2 separate regions of the Homo sapiens genome follow, and region 1 is linked to region 2. A link is an interaction called in ENCODE POLR2A ChIA-PET data of the cell type or tissue named here. Cell type or tissue: MCF 10A. All regions are shown on one strand. Each heading gives the region's core, and the rest is flanking DNA. Links, peaks and the distances in the headings are about the cores only.

Region 1 (8,481 bases), core at 1,854-6,853, 72 kb before region 2:
CAAAGTTGCTTCCACATCTTCACGTATCTTTTCAGCAGTGCCCCACTCCTGGTACCAATTTACTATATTAGTCTGTTCTTACACTGCTGATAAAGACATACTCAAGATTGGGCAATTTACAAAAGACGGAGAGGTTTAATGGACTTACAGTTCCACGTGGCTGGGGAGGGCTCACAGTCATAGTGGAAGGCAAGGAGGAGCAAGTCATGTCTTACATGGATGGCAGCAGGCAAAGTGAGAGCTTGTGCAGGGAAACTCCCCCTTATAAAACTATCAGATTTCATGAGACTTACTATCACAAGAAGAGCACAACAAAGACCTGCCCCCATGATTCAATTACCTCCCACTGGGTCCTTCCCACAACACATGGGAATTCAAGATGTGATTTGGGTGGGGACACAGTCAAACCATATTACACATGGATCCTAGAAGAGAAGAGGTTTTGTTTTTCTCCTGTAAATCTCTATAACAAACATTCCTGAGAGCATAAGTATCTACCTCCTGAAGTTCCCATTAAATCTTTTAACCAAATTCATTTCCTCTCTCCTAGAGACCATCAAGCTTCAGATGATCATGTGACAAAGGTTCCAGTCAGTTCCAGGTGAAGACACCACCCCTGGTCATTAAGGAGCTACCCTGTCTCCATTAGACAGAGCAGGACAAGAGTTCTGTGATCCACAATGGGTAGGGACTACACCCTGAGCCAGCATGAAGCAGTTACAGAAGAAAGACCGTCAGTCCCTCTGCCTCCCATAAAGATTTATGGGGATCACATCTTTTGGGGGGAAATAAGACAGGAGAATAGGGCCTGGAGGCAGGGAACCTAAGGACTTATTAGAACTAAATCAAAGGAAAACACTTCAGTGATGACAGGAAATATCCTCTTCATTTACATAGGGCATACACCTAGTAAATGACTTTGTAACTTGAATTCATCCTCTTCATTTACATAGGGTTTACACCAAGTAACCAGTGAAAATCTCTAGAGGGTATTTAAGCCCCAGAAAATTCTGTAATCGCACTGTTGAGACCCTATGCTTGCTCCTGCTCCCACCCTGTGGAGTGTACTTTCATTTTAAAAAAATCTCTGCTTTTGTTGCTTCATTGTTTCCTTGCTTTGTTTGTGTATTTTGTCCAATTCTTTGTTCAAGACACTAAGAATCTGGACACCCTCCAGTGGTAACAATTTGCAAGCTCGATTGGAGGTGGAGTGGCTTCAAAATTGGCTTAGTCACATGGCTGGCAAGTTGGTGCTTGCTATTGGTGGGAGGCTTTCACTATTTCTCATGGGTTCTTCTCCAATGGGCTGCTTGAGCTTCCCTCCAGTATGGTAGCTGGCTTCCCAGAAAGAGTGGTCCAGCAGAACAAAGCAACAGCTGTGGTGACTTTTATGACCTATCCTCAGAAGTTAAACATGGTCTTCTCCATCAAGTGGTTGCACAGACCACCTCTGATTCAATGTAGGAGGAGACTTCAGATGATCACGAATAGTAAGAGGTGAAGATCATGCAGGCATCCTAGAGCCTGACTGTGACAGGGTAGTATATGCCTATATTCCTCCCTCAATATTTTCCTGTTTTCCTACTCTGCCTGTTTGGCAAGGACACAGTGGCTCCTAACCTCTCTACTCTTAATCTCTTCATTGTGTTTTCTTGATATTTCTCAAGATTCCTACATATATTGAGTCATACAGAATGTAAAACCAACAGTTTTTAAAATTAATCAATTTTAGCAGTTTTTAAGCTTTCAGAGCTGTCCACTTCATCCTAACACTTTAGGAGTTGGTGGCCATCCCATGATCTCCTTCACGTTTATGTAATGTTCTATCTGCCTGCTCACAGTCTGTATCTCATCCTGGAGAGTCCTTATTTGTAAAGCATATCTGTCTTCTTGTACTTATCCTTCTGGTCTCTTCATGGATCTACTACCCTTTCTAGTGCTTTACCTATGTCATCACAAAGATTCCAGAATGAAGTCTCCTTCCTTCAAGATGGCAACCCTGGAGCATGGTTTTATTTGAGCCTGAGCTGGAATTGCAAAATTAGGCAGCTTGGCAGGAGAAAGCTAGAGCCAGGCATCAGTGGACCCCAACCTCTGAAGAAACCAACGCTTTTACAAACAGCTCCCTTCTGTAATGTCATGGGAGAGTAATTTTTTGCTTTTATAGGGTTTCTTCAGACAGAAGTACCACACAAAGATTATACAAGGATCTATGCTTTTCCATGTGGGGGTTTGATACATTAATGAGAATTTGACAAATCCTGACCACTCTGCCATCTGTGGGCCTCATTCTGTTCCTACTTCTGTGATGCTTTCCATCTGTTCTGAGACAGAGGAACTCGTTCCACTGACATAGGCAATACTCCTAACCCTACCAGCTGTCTTACAAGGGTGTGTTGCTGCTCACTGGAGAAAATGAAAGAAAAGGTATATATTCAACAAAAATCCTGCCAGAAACAATTCACATTCTTCCGTACAGGTAGCTTACAAAGGGGCACAATATGGGATGGGTTTATATTAATCATATCTCATACTTTTCATGAGGTTATGTCATCTTACTGCTCAGAAACCTCCAATAGCTCTCACGACTTAATCAAACTCCTTATCTTAGCATTGTAGGCCTTCCGGCTGTCATTCAGGCTTCATGGCACTTTATTAATACAATATTCCTTTCCCTTCCCCGCTACATGTCACCTATACTTTAGCCAAATGGGACCACATACTATTGTTCTAACCTGCTCCATAAATTTCTGCCTCCATGCTTTTAGAAATTGTATTCTCTGCATTCTAAATGTTTTCCTGTCATGTTGACCATAGAAGTGCTTCCCTTCCCTGAGATCTGTGGTAAGTGCTACCTCACTTATGACACCCTTCCTGATTTCCTCTATCTAGTGATCTCACTTCCCCATGGACTCTGAGAGCACTTTAGTGGTAACGTGTTTATAGACTTACCACATTCTTCCGGATATTTGAGCTGTTACTGTAACAGAGTCACGATGCTTACTTCCGCACTTGATGTTTTCCAAAATATTGATGGCTGAGAGTGAGAACAATCTGTTTTAATTCTGCCAGTGATTATTAAATTTATCTTTGAAGAAGGGTAGATCTTTGAGTTTTGGAGAAGAATAAGACTTAAGGGAGTTTTAGATTATACAAATGAAAGATAATCTTTTGGAATACAGAGACTCTGGTCCAATGTTTCTCAATTTGGTTTCCACAAAACCTTAAAGTTCAATATGTCATCACTAGGGGTTTGTAAGAGATTTTGATTTAAAACCTAGACATCAACTTTCGAAGTTTGCATACTTTGAGGATAGATAGTGGCTAAGCAGACATGTCAGCAATTTCATTCGGGGTCTTTCAGCCCCATTGTGGCAGTGTGCAATAGGATTGTATTTGTTTGTGCCCAGTTTGGTTTATGATGCAAGCTATGGGAGGTTACTGGTAACTGATGAGTGCTATATTGCACAGACGAGAGGGGTGGTAAATGGATGACATGAGTTTTTCCTTCTCTAACTATTTCCCCTAAACTCCCCTTATGCACTACAGGATGACTCACAGGACCAAACAAGCTTTGCTAGTATAACTAAAAATGAGGGGAAATTTAATTTTCATTCTAAAGGCTCAGCTGCACCCTGCCCCACCTCCTGCCCCCAGTTTTGTTGTGGTTACAAACATGGCAAAACATAGGTTGAAAAAGACTAAAAGTGATTTCTCCAGTGATTGATGAGTTTGGGGGGATTTTTAAATTTTACTATGCTCTTATGTTTTACACTTAACTCATGTTTGTATTTTATAAACATGTTTGATAACCCAATGTGGTAATTTTTGAAGGTGAGATGTGAGATGGAAGAGGAAAATTTTAGGCCTGGGGATAACCCTGATAAGGGTAGTGATGATGAATTATAACCTTCTGAGTCATTTTCCTGTGTGATTGGAACAAAGGACACAGAAAAAGTCCATCTTTATGATGAAAGACCCTTACCAAGGAGCTTCTATAGGCTGATTATCCAAATTTTCTTATTTTATTGAGAATCATCCATGTGAGGAGGCCAGCAAGATTTTTCTGTAAAGAGGCAGGTGGCAAATATTTTAGGTTTTTCAGATCACATGTAGTCTCTGTCACATATTCTTCTTTGTCTTTGTCTGCTTGTTTAAATGCTTTAAAAATGTAAAAGCCAATCTTAGCCCTGAGGGCTGTACCAAAGCAGGCCTCTGGTGAGGTTCGGCCCATGGGCTGTCATTTGCCAATCCCTGCTATGTCAAACAACTTAGAGATGTGGGAATGGCTCCAATAAAAAAAAAAAAAGAAAACCCAAACAAAACAAAAACCCTTAAATATAAGTCATAGGTATTCGAGAAGTAAAGATGCTGATTACTTTAAGCAGCTATTAGAATCTTAAAACAAACAGTAACTCTTGTTAAAAACACACAAACACACAAACAAACAAGAAACAGGTACATTCAGTGAAAAGGACCAGGGAGCAAGTTATTTAGTAGCAGAACTTACTGTCTTAAACAGGAAAAGTCACACAGTTGGTAAGGCTAACAATGTGATCATGTAAAATTACTGTGAATCAAAGGCTAGGAAAAGATGCACTACAAGAAACTGAAAAGGTTCCACAGCCTCAAACAGTGTCATATGGTGAAGTATTGATGACACGTCACACAACTTTGAAGAGGTTTTGTGACATACCCTGAAAAACCGCAGCTTCCTTTTCTAGGTTGATGAGTCAGGGGATTTCACCAATAAATGTCATACTTAGCATTTGTAAGATTTGCAAGTAATTGTGAAATTCAAGAAAACAAAGAGTGGCCCATAACAAGGAAAGGCCAAGATATAATTAATGTTTGGCCTTCATATCTATAAACAAAAGGTCTAAGAACTACATTGACATGAACACTGATAGTGCTCTGTCAAATTTGGTTCTATGAGAGCTTTTGCATCTTATTAAATGAAAAAAGTTTCTCACATTTTCACAACACATTGGCTTCTTCAAAGAGAATGTCAAACATTCTTGGAGATGAAATGAAAGTTTTAGATAATATTACAAAATGGCTATCTTTGTTATATAAAGGCTAACTTGAGAATACTTTTAAAACTGAAAAGGTGTCGATAAAGGCCACAGAAATATCCTGCTATACACAGAAATTTGGTGGCTCAGCAGAGGAAGCATTTTCAACAGGGTGTTTGAGCTAAAAGATGAAATTCAAAAGTACTTTCAATATCATACTGGGCAAGTTTCGTTAAGTGTTTTGATGAACAATGGCTACAAAAAGTTGCCTTCTCAGCGGACATTTTTCATTATGTGAACAAGTCTCTGCAAGGCCCTGGAGAAAATGTTTTGACTTTGAGTGACAAGATTCTTGAATTTAAAAGGTAACTGAGAGGGACTTCCGATTCAAGTGATGATGGAATAAGACCCTTGTGAAAAATTCCCTTGCAGTAAAACAACTATAAAACCTAAACATAAAGCAAAAAGCAACTACTTGAAGGCACTAGAGAGAGAACAGAAGCAGAAAGACATTGGCAAAGAATAAATATTTGGAAGAGGAAGCAGTATGAAGTAAGTGCCCTGTGTCTGTGGCTTCTAGCCTTGGTCTCAGTGCAACCCACTGAGTGTGCACAGTGGCAGTGTGGTAGAAGCATCAGTAGAAAACCCACCATCTCTCTGGTAGGGGAATCCATGGCTGATGGAGAGAGTTGGAGAATTCCCAAAGAGAAAGAAACAGAGAGCAAATCCCCAAAATTTTGTCTAATGATTTCTCTGACTGATTCCTGAATGACATATGCATGAAACAGACCAAAGGCAGTTCAACTAAAGACAAATGATCTGAACTGAGACTAGAGTTAAGATGCAAGAAACAAAGTTGCATAAGCCAAAGAAAACCACTTGTTAGAGAAGCAATAAAATCAATAATCTGCACAGCTTGATATTCATAAAGTCCAGGGTAAATCCAAAATTTCCCAACAAAAAAGAACCAAGAAAAATGGAATGTATCAAGAAAAGAAGATCAATTGAGACCCTCAGATAAGATGTTAGATACAACAGACAAGGATTTTTAAACAGCTATTATAATGATATTCAATGAAACAAAACAAAATATGAGCTCAATAAATAAAGAAAAATTGAAAATTCAACAGAGAAAAGCAGACAAAACTAAATTGAAATTCCAGGACTAAAAAATGTAATATCTGATCTAAAACAATCACTGAAGAGAACAGCTGAGTGGAAGTGACAGAGGCAGGAGTAAGTGAAGTGAAAAATAGATAAATAGTAATTGTTCCATGTGACAAACAGGGAGAAAAAAAATTGGAAAAAAACCTACAGAGTGCAGGGACTTGGTACAAAAATATTAAATGTTCCAATATATGTGTAATTGGAGTCCTAGGAGAAGAGATTAAAAAAATAGAAAAAAGATGATTAAAAATGGCCCCCCAAATCTCCCAAATTTGATAAGACAGAAATTTACAAATAAATATGCTCAAAGGACATCAGGTAAAAGAAACATAAGCAATCCCACATCAAGGTACATCATGGTCCAACTGTTTAAAGCCAAAGATTGAGAAAAGTCTTCAGACTATCAACAGAAAACACCATATATAATAGAACGATTATTTAATTAACAGCTGAGTTTTCATCATAAACCACGGAGAACTGAGTGGTAAAATATCTTTAAGGTGCTGAAAGAAAAAAAAAAAACATCAACCCAGATTCTATATCCAGATAAAATATTCTTCAAGAACAAAGGCAAAATAAAGATATTTTCTGATGAAAGAAGCCTAGAAGTATTCATTACAAGCAGACCTGCACTAAAAGAAATGGCCAAGGAAGTTCCTCAGGCTAAAGGTAAATGATACCAGATGATATTAGTATCTCCATAAAAAGAAGAAATAACATAAAAAATTATAAATACAAAATAATTTTTGTCTTTGATTTTTCCTCTTAACTTCTTTATGTGACTCACATAACTCTTCAAAGAGAAACTATAACAGTATCTTCTATGATTTATAACAAACATAGATGTAACAGATATAATAATTATAACATGAATCATGAAGGGCTTATGGAACCAATGGCTTCCAGGTTTTTCTAATTTACTTGAGTAGTACATTATTAAATGTAAATGGTAAAGTTAAGGATTATATTGCACTCATAAATTAATTACTAAAATAATAATACAAATAAGGATAGCCAATTATTTCAAGATGGAGCAACAAGGACTGAATATATCCTCTTGCCTGAAACAACTAAAAAATAAGAAAAAAATATGAATATTAAGGCATTGGGTATCAGACAATAAAATACAGTGAGATGGTAAACAAATGAAATAGCCTATCATTGCCCCAGCTTACTGCCTTGACAAGAGTTTTCAGGCATGGTGTAGGGAGGAGAAGCCAGGCAGAACCTGGATGCCTCCCTGCGTGGAGGACTCAGAGCTGGGAGAGAGGAGAGGCCAAGGCAGCTAGGGTTTTCAGGGCAGAGCAGCAGAGAGAAGAGAACTCTGGAGATCAGCAAAGGGTCCCCTGATTCTTCAGCTGGGTACTGATCAAAGCCTGTATCTGAGCAAATTAGCCAAGGCTGGGGAAAGAACTACTCAAAGGATTAGAGAGAATAATACTCAGAGCTCACCCAGGGCCTGGAGAAGTTTCTGTTCCCAACAGCCAGAGTGGAAAAGCTCATGATTTATGGAGAATCAGGTAACATATACAGAAGATGTTTGACTCAGTAGTCAGGGAAAAGTCATTCTAGATGAAACACTTTCTAGAAGAAAGCCTAACAGCAATTCCTGAGAGGATTTAACTGTTGCCAAGTAATCTAACTGTGTTAAGGACAAAGATCAAGAGTATTTTTAGGAATACAAATTGAACAAGTTAAAATTGACAATACCTGGCATACAATCGACTGTTACCAGGTGTGTTCATTTTCTGTTGCTGCCTAACAAATTACCACTGTTAGGGACTAAAGGTGTGTTTCCCCCCCAAATTCATATGTTGAAATTCTAACCTCAATGTGATGGTATTAGAAGGTGAAAATTTGGGCAGTAATTAGGTCATGAGGGTGGAGCTCTTACAAATAGGATTAGTGCCCTTATAAAGGAACCAGAAAGCTCTCTTGCCCTCTTTCCACCATGTAAGGATACAACAAAAAGCTGACAGTCTGTAACTCGGAAGAATACCCTCACTAAAACCCAATCACGTTGGCATCCTGATCTTGGACTTGCAGCTTCCAGAACTGTGACAAATAAATTTCTGCCACCTAGTTTGAAGTACTTTGTTATAAGTGCCCAAACTGACTAAGGGAACCACAAATGAAATGGCTTAAGATAACATACGCATTTATTACCTTAGTCCAGACAAGGCTCAATTAACTTCTCTGCTCAAGGTCTCACAAGGCTGTGATCAAGATGACAGTTGGGGCTATAGTTTCATCTGAGCCACAGTGTCCTCTTCTGAGGTCATGTGATTATGGGCAGAAT
Region 2 (8,481 bases), core at 1,364-6,363:
GCCTAACAGAGAGAGCAGGAATTTTGCCAGAGATCAAGAGAATCACTTTCAATTCAAACAGTAAATGGCCAACACAGCCCAAACTCACATGCTTCTAGCAGGGTAGATTTTAAAAGCCTTCATTCACTTAAGTAGGTGATAGGAAAGATTATTTTCTCACCCCATACTTAGTAACAGGGCTTGAAGTTCACCTGGGGGTCTGTCTGGCACAGTGGCTTATCTATCAGCTGTTAACAGTTTGAGGAAAAACTATTGGTTATTTTAGACCAGAAGCTGGCAAAATATGGCCCATGGACTAAATCCAAATTGCACTTGTTTTTGTAAATAAAGTGTTACTAGAATACAGTCATGTCAATTTCTGCATGTATTGTCTACGGTTGTTTTCATGCTGTAATAGCAGAGTTGATAGATTACATTAGTTGCAAAGCTTAAAATATTTATTTGGCCTTTTACAAAGTTTGCCAGCCCTGCTCTAGACCTTAAGGCTGTTCAGGTTTTGTGTCTCTTCTTGAATCTGTTTTGGAAATTTCTTTCCCAGGCTTTATTGTATTAAACTTGTTGACTTTTTTGGCATACAATTTTTATATTACCTCCCATCCTCCTTTTAATATCTATAGAAATTATAAAGATGTTCCCTCTTTTATTCCTAATGTTGGTAATTTATATCTTCCCTCATTTTTTTTCTCATTAAGTCTAGGAAGATGTTTATAAATTGTGTCTATCTTTAAAAAAAACCCAGCTTTTAGTTTGTTTTTTCTTCTATAGTTTTTTTTTTCTGTTGTATTGATTTTCATTCTTATCTTTATCATTCACTGTACTTTGGGTTTAATTTGCTCTCCTTTTTAGCTTCTCAAGATGGAAGCTTATTCATTTTGATAACTTCTTCCCTAATATATGTAGTTAGAGCTATAAATTTCCCCCAAATCACTGCTTTAGCTACAGACCATAGATTTTTATATACGTTTTTATTATTCAAGAATTTTTCTAATTTTCATTGTGAGTTTTGTCTGATTCATGAGTTATTTATGAGAGTGTTGTTTCATTTCCAAATATGTGGGGTTTTTGTAGATATCTTACTGTTACTGGTTTTGTCAACATAAAAAATATAGAGAAATGAATCTCTAAAAAGAGTTTTTTGGAAATATACAAAAAGTAGGATTGCAGTCCAGGACATACATACAGATCAGATGTTATGTCTAGAGAACAGAGGAAAGGTCAGAGTTTACCAGAGAAAGAGGAGGTTATGCAAGCTGTTTTGAAAGAAAGCTTATTGGCACTGGCAGCATGTTATAAGGGCTGGTGGGTTCTGATTGGCAAGTGTCAGTAGCTATTAGATAGGACTTATACACTTGGATTTGTGGTTGGGTTCTTGCAGTTTTGGACTGGGCTTGTGAGATGGTGTGTCCAGTAAGTATTCTTAGATAAGGAGCTAGCTGTCCTTATGTGACTCATTCAGGAAATTGTAATTTGGAAAAAACTGCAGCTTCCAACTCCTGCTTTTGGATTTTTGTATCTCTTTCTTTAGATGTGTTAATTTTAGCTTCATGTATTTTATTTGTGATACTGGTAATTAGTGTCTTTGGTTATCTCACTTAGATATTTATCAATTTTATTGCTCTTTCTATACAGTCAATCTGATTTTTTCTATAATTAGTTTTTAGTTTCATTGATTTCTGCTCTAATTTTTATTATTTCTTTTCTTCTGCCTTAGACTTTTTTTATGTTAAGGTAGATATATAGATTATTGGTTTTAGATCTCTTTTATAATAGCATTTAATGCTATGAATTTCCCTCTAAGCACTGCTTTTACTGCATTTTACTAACCTTGGTAGGTTGTATTTTAATTTTGTTCAAAATATTTTTCTAATTTTGTCTTTATTTGTAAAGCATAGCTTCTTTGAATATAAAATTCTGGGTTGACACTTTTTTCCCCCCAGCACTTTAAATATGTTTTCCAGTGACTTCTGGCTTCTACTACTTCTGATATGTCAGGTTTTAATTATATTGTTTCTCTGTATATATAAGGGTTGGATGGGATTTTTTCCCCCCAAGATTATCTCTATCTTTGGCTTTCCGAAACTTGACTTAGGTGTGGGCTTTATATTTATCCTGGTTGGGTTTTGCTAACATTCTTGGATCTGAAAGTTGATGTTTTCCACCAAATTTGGGGAGTTTTCTCTATTTCTTTAAATATTTTTTTCTTCCTTTTCTTGATCTAAGATCCCAATTTCATCTATGTTGGACTATGTGATATTATTCTGTAAGTCTCCAAGTCTCTATTATTCTTCTTCATTCTTTTTACTATGTCATTTAGATTGGATAATTTTTATTGCTCTATCTCAAAGATCACCAATTCTTTTTCCAGTTACTGTGCTAATGAGCTTATCTAGTAAATTTTTCATTACAGTTATTACATTTTTCAACTTTAGATTTCCCCTTTTATGTAGTTTCCATTTCTATGTTGAGATTCCCTATCTGTTCACTCATTAAGATTATGCTTTTAATTCTCTGCACATATTTATGATAGCTACTTTGAAATTTTGTCTAGTAAATCCAATATCTGAGTCCACTCTGAGTTTCTATGTATTACTTTTTTCCTGAGTATGGGTCAAACCCTCCTGTTATTGGCAGGCCTAAAGAGTTTTGGATGAAAACTGAAAAATTTGATGATACTTTGTAGCAACTCTATACTGTTATGTTCTTCTGAGGACCAATTTTTTTATTGTTGTATTTGCTGCCTGGAGTTGCTTGGACTCAAACTATCTCACCTTATACTGTACAACAGCTGGTATCTCTGTTCAGTTCTTTCAGCTTTAAGCCATTTATTTTTAGCCTGCTTCCCAGGGTCACCCCTCAACTTGTGTAGTTTAGCAGTCAGCCAAGGATTTGGGCAAGGTTTGAATCAGATTTTGCAGTTTCCTTACTGTTCTGTTAGTCCAGCGCTCTATCCTCTAACATTAGAAGTGCGTTGGGGAAGGCACTCAATCAAAAAAGCAGCAAACTCACAGACCTACCCAGTGCAACTCTGTTTTTCAAACGTGATCCCCTCACTGGGTCTTGCTTTGTGCAAAATAACTTAAAGACTTTGGGACAGTTGCAAAGGGTGGGGGATGGGATGTTGCTATCAGATTTGTCAAGCTCTTCCTGATGAGTCGAATTTGGATGAATCACAGCCTGGCCAACACAAAGCACCTGCCCGTCCCTTCAGCGTCTTGATCAAACAGCATTTAATAAACACCACATGCCCTTGGGCTTCTGCTGAGGACAGTTGAGATGAGGTTAAGCTCACATTGGCCCTGATAACCTACAGCTTGAAGTCTCTGGAGTGTCTATCTCTGGGGCTGTGTCTGTATAACAGGCTCATGAATAGAGAAGGAAAAAGGACCTAGGATATCTTGGATCCTAATCTCTTTGTGACACTCATTGTTTGGCTTATCCCCCGGTTGTGACTTATTGGAATACTCCTCCGGGTATATGTATGTGTTTTTTGTTTGTTTTCTTGGAGGCTGTATCTGAATCTCAGCTGTGACTGACATCTCACAATGATGTGTACTCAAAAAGGCCCCATTTAAATTATTCAGGTTGCTGCAAACCAAGTGGTTATTTGGAAACTTAGAAAAACCAGGGAGAAGCAGAAATTTATATTTCTAAAAATGAAGTAACAAATTCGTTGATTTATTTCACACTTTTGGTTGAACATTCATATTAAGCTGTTTTTTGTAAACATATTACTAAGAAACTATTCTGATATGGCTTATTTTCCAGTGAACTTATGTGCACACATTAATTCATTAATATATCATGTCTTACATTTGTTTTATAAATATATAGACATGCTTCAGTCCCTGAGAAATTCTAAGATAATTAAGTGACCCCAAAAAGCAGTGTAACTAGTTAGTTCACACCACAAACAATGAATAAACTGTTTGCTGAATTTCCTGTGTTCCAAGTGGTAACACTTGCATCATAGTTACAAAACTTCAGTTTCCTGGTTTATTCACTTATGCCATTCATTTAACAAAACTGCTAGGTCAGACACTGACAGGCTCTGCAACATTGCTTCACACAAACAGAACAGTCTGTGCTCTCAGGAACATAAGATCAATGATAAGTAAATTAAAAATAAATATTTCGAATAATGATAAATGGTTCAGGGAAAATGAAGGTGATGAGGTGGAGAGTTCCTGGTGAACTTTTCAGGAATTGAGCCATGTGAAGATCTGTGGGAGAAGAATTCCAGACGAGTGAAAAGGGAAAGTAATGTTTTTGAGGCAGGAGTGCATGTGGTTGAACCAAGCCTCCAATGGAAGTCTACTGGCCTAATTTGTTTATTCATATTCATTTAATCAAATAGAACAAAGAGAACTAAGCACCTGTCCTAGAGCCTGACTCTTCTGTTTAGAAATCTAGGGAATCACTCTCTTCTAACCCCACAGCCTTCAGCCACAAAATGCCTGTGGTCACACGCACTTCTCCAACTGGGTTCTTCCAGCTCCTCAAGGAGAAATCTCTACATAATTAGGGCTTCCTTTGTTCAGTTACTCTTGTGTGACAGATGCACCGAGAGTAATAACTTAAGCATACCCTGAGAATGACCCTATGGTCTAAAAAGAATGTGTGTTTGGATTTCCAAGTGAAGAAATCCAGAAATGGCCAGTCCAAAGATTCATTCTATGAGAAACATCTAAACCTACAGGCCAGCCCATGGAATGCAGACCATACAGGGGATCAAGACCCTTTGTTTTGGGTTAAATGAAGGTTGCCAGGTGGAGGTTACCAGGGGGAGGGTGCTAACTAAAAATACTATATAAACTGCATGCTTTTTACAAGAAGTTAGTGGTTCTTCTGTCCAGACCACTGCCACCAGGACAGTGTCCTGTATGTAAGTCCCCTCAATAAGCTCTGTGTCTCATTTGCAGGCTCTGGGTCTCTTCTTCAGCCTCTCAAACATCCTATTGGGGATGCCATCCCTATTGGGGTCAATAGGGGTCTGGCATGACAACTCTGCAACCCTCTTACCTTCCAAGAAGGGCTCTGTGTATATGCACTTCAACACCTGGCACCAGTTGGTTTTTGGGTTTTCCACTTGCTATACCCTCAACTAAGCTCTGCATTTAAATTTCTCACTCTTTCCTCAGAAATCTATGATTGCTGCCAGTTAATTTTCACATAGATTATGTTAAATGCTGGGAATAGAAGGGATTAAAGCACAGACCTGACTCAGGGGGCAGGGGTTGGTATTGTCCTTCGTGAGGCATACGGCTTCTGTGATCGAGGCCCCCAGTGCTCTCCTATAAGGATGCCGGACACAAAAGAGGCCGGGAAGCCATTGAGGCTCTCAGAGCTTCCAGTCTAATTCCAAGGGTTTCAGGTTGTGCAATAGTCTTCAATTGCTCACTGCCTGGATGATATTTCTGAAAAGTCTGCAAAAGCACAAAGCCTTTTCCGATATTTCTTAGGGAGTTTCCCCAAGAATCAAAGACCAAAATTTGTTCTTTGGTCAAATGCAGGCCATGGGGCTTCTTCCTTTGTCTTGGCAGTGTGACTTTTCACCACGTCTCCTCGAAAAGTTGAAAAGGAGATGCACTTATTTGTCAAGACCCCGTTAAATGGAAACAGATGCTTGCCTTTTAAACATCTCTAGAATCCACCCACTTCATTCCATCACCACCACCTGAGTCACCATGTCCTCTCACCTGGACCACAGCATTAGCCTCAAAACTCATTTCCCTGTATGTAATTCATTCTCCACTTAACAGCTAGAGTGTCCTCTTTAAAAGGCAAGTCTGACTTTGCCCTGCCTATGCTTAAAATCCCTTAACAGCTCTTATTTGCTCTATGAAAAAGACAAAACTGATCAAATCCTGCATGCTGTGGCCCTCCCCACCTCTCCATTCTCTGTTCTGTTACCTCAGAAAACTTCTAGTGCTTTTTCTAATACTCTGAGGATCTTAGAAATTCTTGGAAATGTTTAATTACAGCAGTTTTGAAGTTCTAAGGAGCCAAAGGAGACCACAGGTCAGCTGGCATTTTCCCAGTACTGTCCCCACTGGAGGAGGTTAGCACTTTATTTGTGCCTGTGGGTGGGTGTGAGTGTGGGCATGGATAGGTGTTGAGGGGGTGGCCTCTCACACAGGCGTGGGCTGTGATGTGCTCTGTCCCCTCTGGACATCTGAATTCTGGCTGCAGTTGTCAATGGGATTCATCTAGTGGTTTAATTGACTTACAGTTCTGTATGGCTGGAGAGGCCTCAGGAAACTTACAATCACGGTGGAAGGGGAAGCACTCACCTTCCTCACAAGGTGGCAGGACAGAGAATGAAAGCTCAGGAAAAACTGCCACTTTTAAAGGCATCAGATCTCATGAGAACTCCCTCAATATCACGAGAACAGCATGAGGGAAACTGCCCCCGTGATCCAATCACCTCCCACCTGGCTCCTCCCTCAACACCTGGGGATTACAATTTGGATTACAATTCAAGATGAGATTTGGGTAGGGACACAGCCAAACCATATCACTCAACATCCCCTGGCCACAACTCCTTCACCTATACGATGGGGATAATAATGCCTGTCAGCAAAGGAGATAATGTGTGCCCAAGCTCAGCATGTCTGTGAGACAGAAGCAGCACGGGAAAAGAGGAACACTGAGGATGTGGCTAATTGGGGTAATGGGGCTTCTTCAGGCTCTTTCTTCAGCTCCATGTGGTTTCTCATCTCAGCACACACTTGGAGCGGAGCAGCCATTCCTCCCGGGGCTGAGGACCCAGCTCACATGGAACATCTCTGGCCCACATGTTCTGAACCCCTGGGTTTTTATTATAAATCCCTGGTTCTGTTTGTCTCCCTTGGGAAGCCACGGGGAAGCCCCTGCCCTGGACCAGGCCTCAGCATTTCTCAGACATAAGCGGTGGCCCAGGCTGCTAAGCACTCTCCCTGAGGAGAGAGTGTGGGGCAGTGAGTGGAAGGCCTGGCCATCAGCCCAGTGCTTATCCGCCTCGTGCCTCCAGCCTCCAGGGGCCCGGGATGATCCTTCAGACATAGTCCTCAGGCCCTGGGGCTGACCAGTCATCTTGGTGTCGAGAGTTATTATTTCTTGCCATGTCAGATAGCCTTGAAGTGTTGATGCATTGCCAGGCAGCCAAGGCTGTTTCAAGGATGGCTGAGTCTGAGCTACTTATCAAGAATGAGTGCTCTGATCTTGGGTGGACATGTTTCCTCTGGCATCTTCTAGCCTCCAAGTTACTGCTTTCCCCTTTTTAGTTTACTGTAAGCTGGAGAGATGGATTGGCTCTAACCCAAGAAATAAGCACTTCCACTCACATAGAGGCCCCACAGAGTAAAAGCGGGAAGAATGAGCCCTCAGCCAAGCAGCCAGCTTGCCAGCAGACATGTGATCTGGGCAGATGACACAATCTCTTTGTTATTCAATTTCCTCTTATGCTAACTGAAAATAATACTAGCACTTACTTCCTAGGGTGGTTGTGGGTATTAAATGAGTTAATATTTGTAAAGCACTTAGAACAGAACCTGGAACTTATTAAATGCCGCATTTGTTAAGATACATACTGATACACATGCATACGGATGCAATAGGGATGGCATGGACGTTTGTGCCTTCAAAGACCTGGGTTTCAAGTCCAGGTTCTCTTTTACTGTCTGGGTCACTTTGGATGAATTACCTGCCCTGTCCAAGCCTGTTTCCTTACCTGTAAAATAGAACCAAAATACCTACCTAGAGTTATTTGAGAATGAAAGCAGGTATATATGAAAGCACAGAATCAGGCACATATGTGGTACTTAACAAATGTTTTTTCTTCTCTATTCCCTCGTAGGCCTCTTCCCAGTAGTCTCGCAAAGGCATAAGCCAATTTCTTCCCTCAAATCGGTGCTACTGTCTTGCCTACAATGCTCTGTTTTGTCTTCTTCCCCTCACTATTCTCTGCTTTGTTACCTCAGGAAACTTCTAGTGCTTTCTCTAATACTCTGAGGGTATTACAAATTCTTGGAAATGTTTAATTACAGCAGTTTTGAATTTCTAAGGAGCCAAAGGAGACCACAGGTCAGCTGGCATTTTCCCAGTACTGTCCCCACTGGAGGAGGTTAGCACTTTATTTGTGCCTGTGGGTGGGTGTGAATGTGGGCATGGGTAGGTGTTGGGGGGGGTGGCTCTCTCACACAGGCATGGGCTGTGATGTGCTGTGTCCACTCTGGATGTCTGAATTCTGGCTGCAGTTGTCAATAGAATCCATCTAGTGCCAGTCCCTCTCTCAGTACAGTCGGATGGAACCCTTTTACTTTGGACTTACAAAACAACTAAAGGGATGAAGCAGAAAGAACTACTGTTCTGTGAAACTTGCCCCGATTCATCATCAGGCTGTGTGCTCCCTGTTCAGAGACCATGTCCTCTTCTTCTTCTTCTTGTCCTCCAATCACCTTTAGCCATCAGATGCCCAATATTCATCAACCTCATCTAACCTGT

What was found. ChIA-PET counts read pairs that join two places held together with the same protein. Peaks named below come from ENCODE experiments on the same cell type or tissue, not always from the same donor. Only the 100,000 strongest peaks of a DNase experiment are listed, where the experiment ranks them.
Region 1: POLR2A ChIA-PET joins it to region 2 with 5 read pairs; 3 of 35 experiments call an interaction of 5 or more read pairs at or near these places.

Annotation. Positions count from the first base shown.
Region 1 is chr7:106,342,106-106,350,586 of GRCh38, forward strand. No RefSeq gene overlaps it. Among named protein-coding and RNA genes, the nearest start is that of NAMPT-AS1, 61 kb to the left of the region's middle. RefSeq lists an enhancer at 4,032-5,231. In MCF 10A, for the core only: no CTCF peak of the experiment used is centred there; a DNase peak (open chromatin) is centred at 4,716.
Region 2 is chr7:106,414,276-106,422,756 of GRCh38, forward strand. No RefSeq gene overlaps it. Among named protein-coding and RNA genes, the nearest start is that of NAMPT-AS1, 130 kb to the left of the region's middle. In MCF 10A, for the core only: no CTCF peak of the experiment used is centred there; DNase peaks (open chromatin) are centred at 3,176 and 4,036.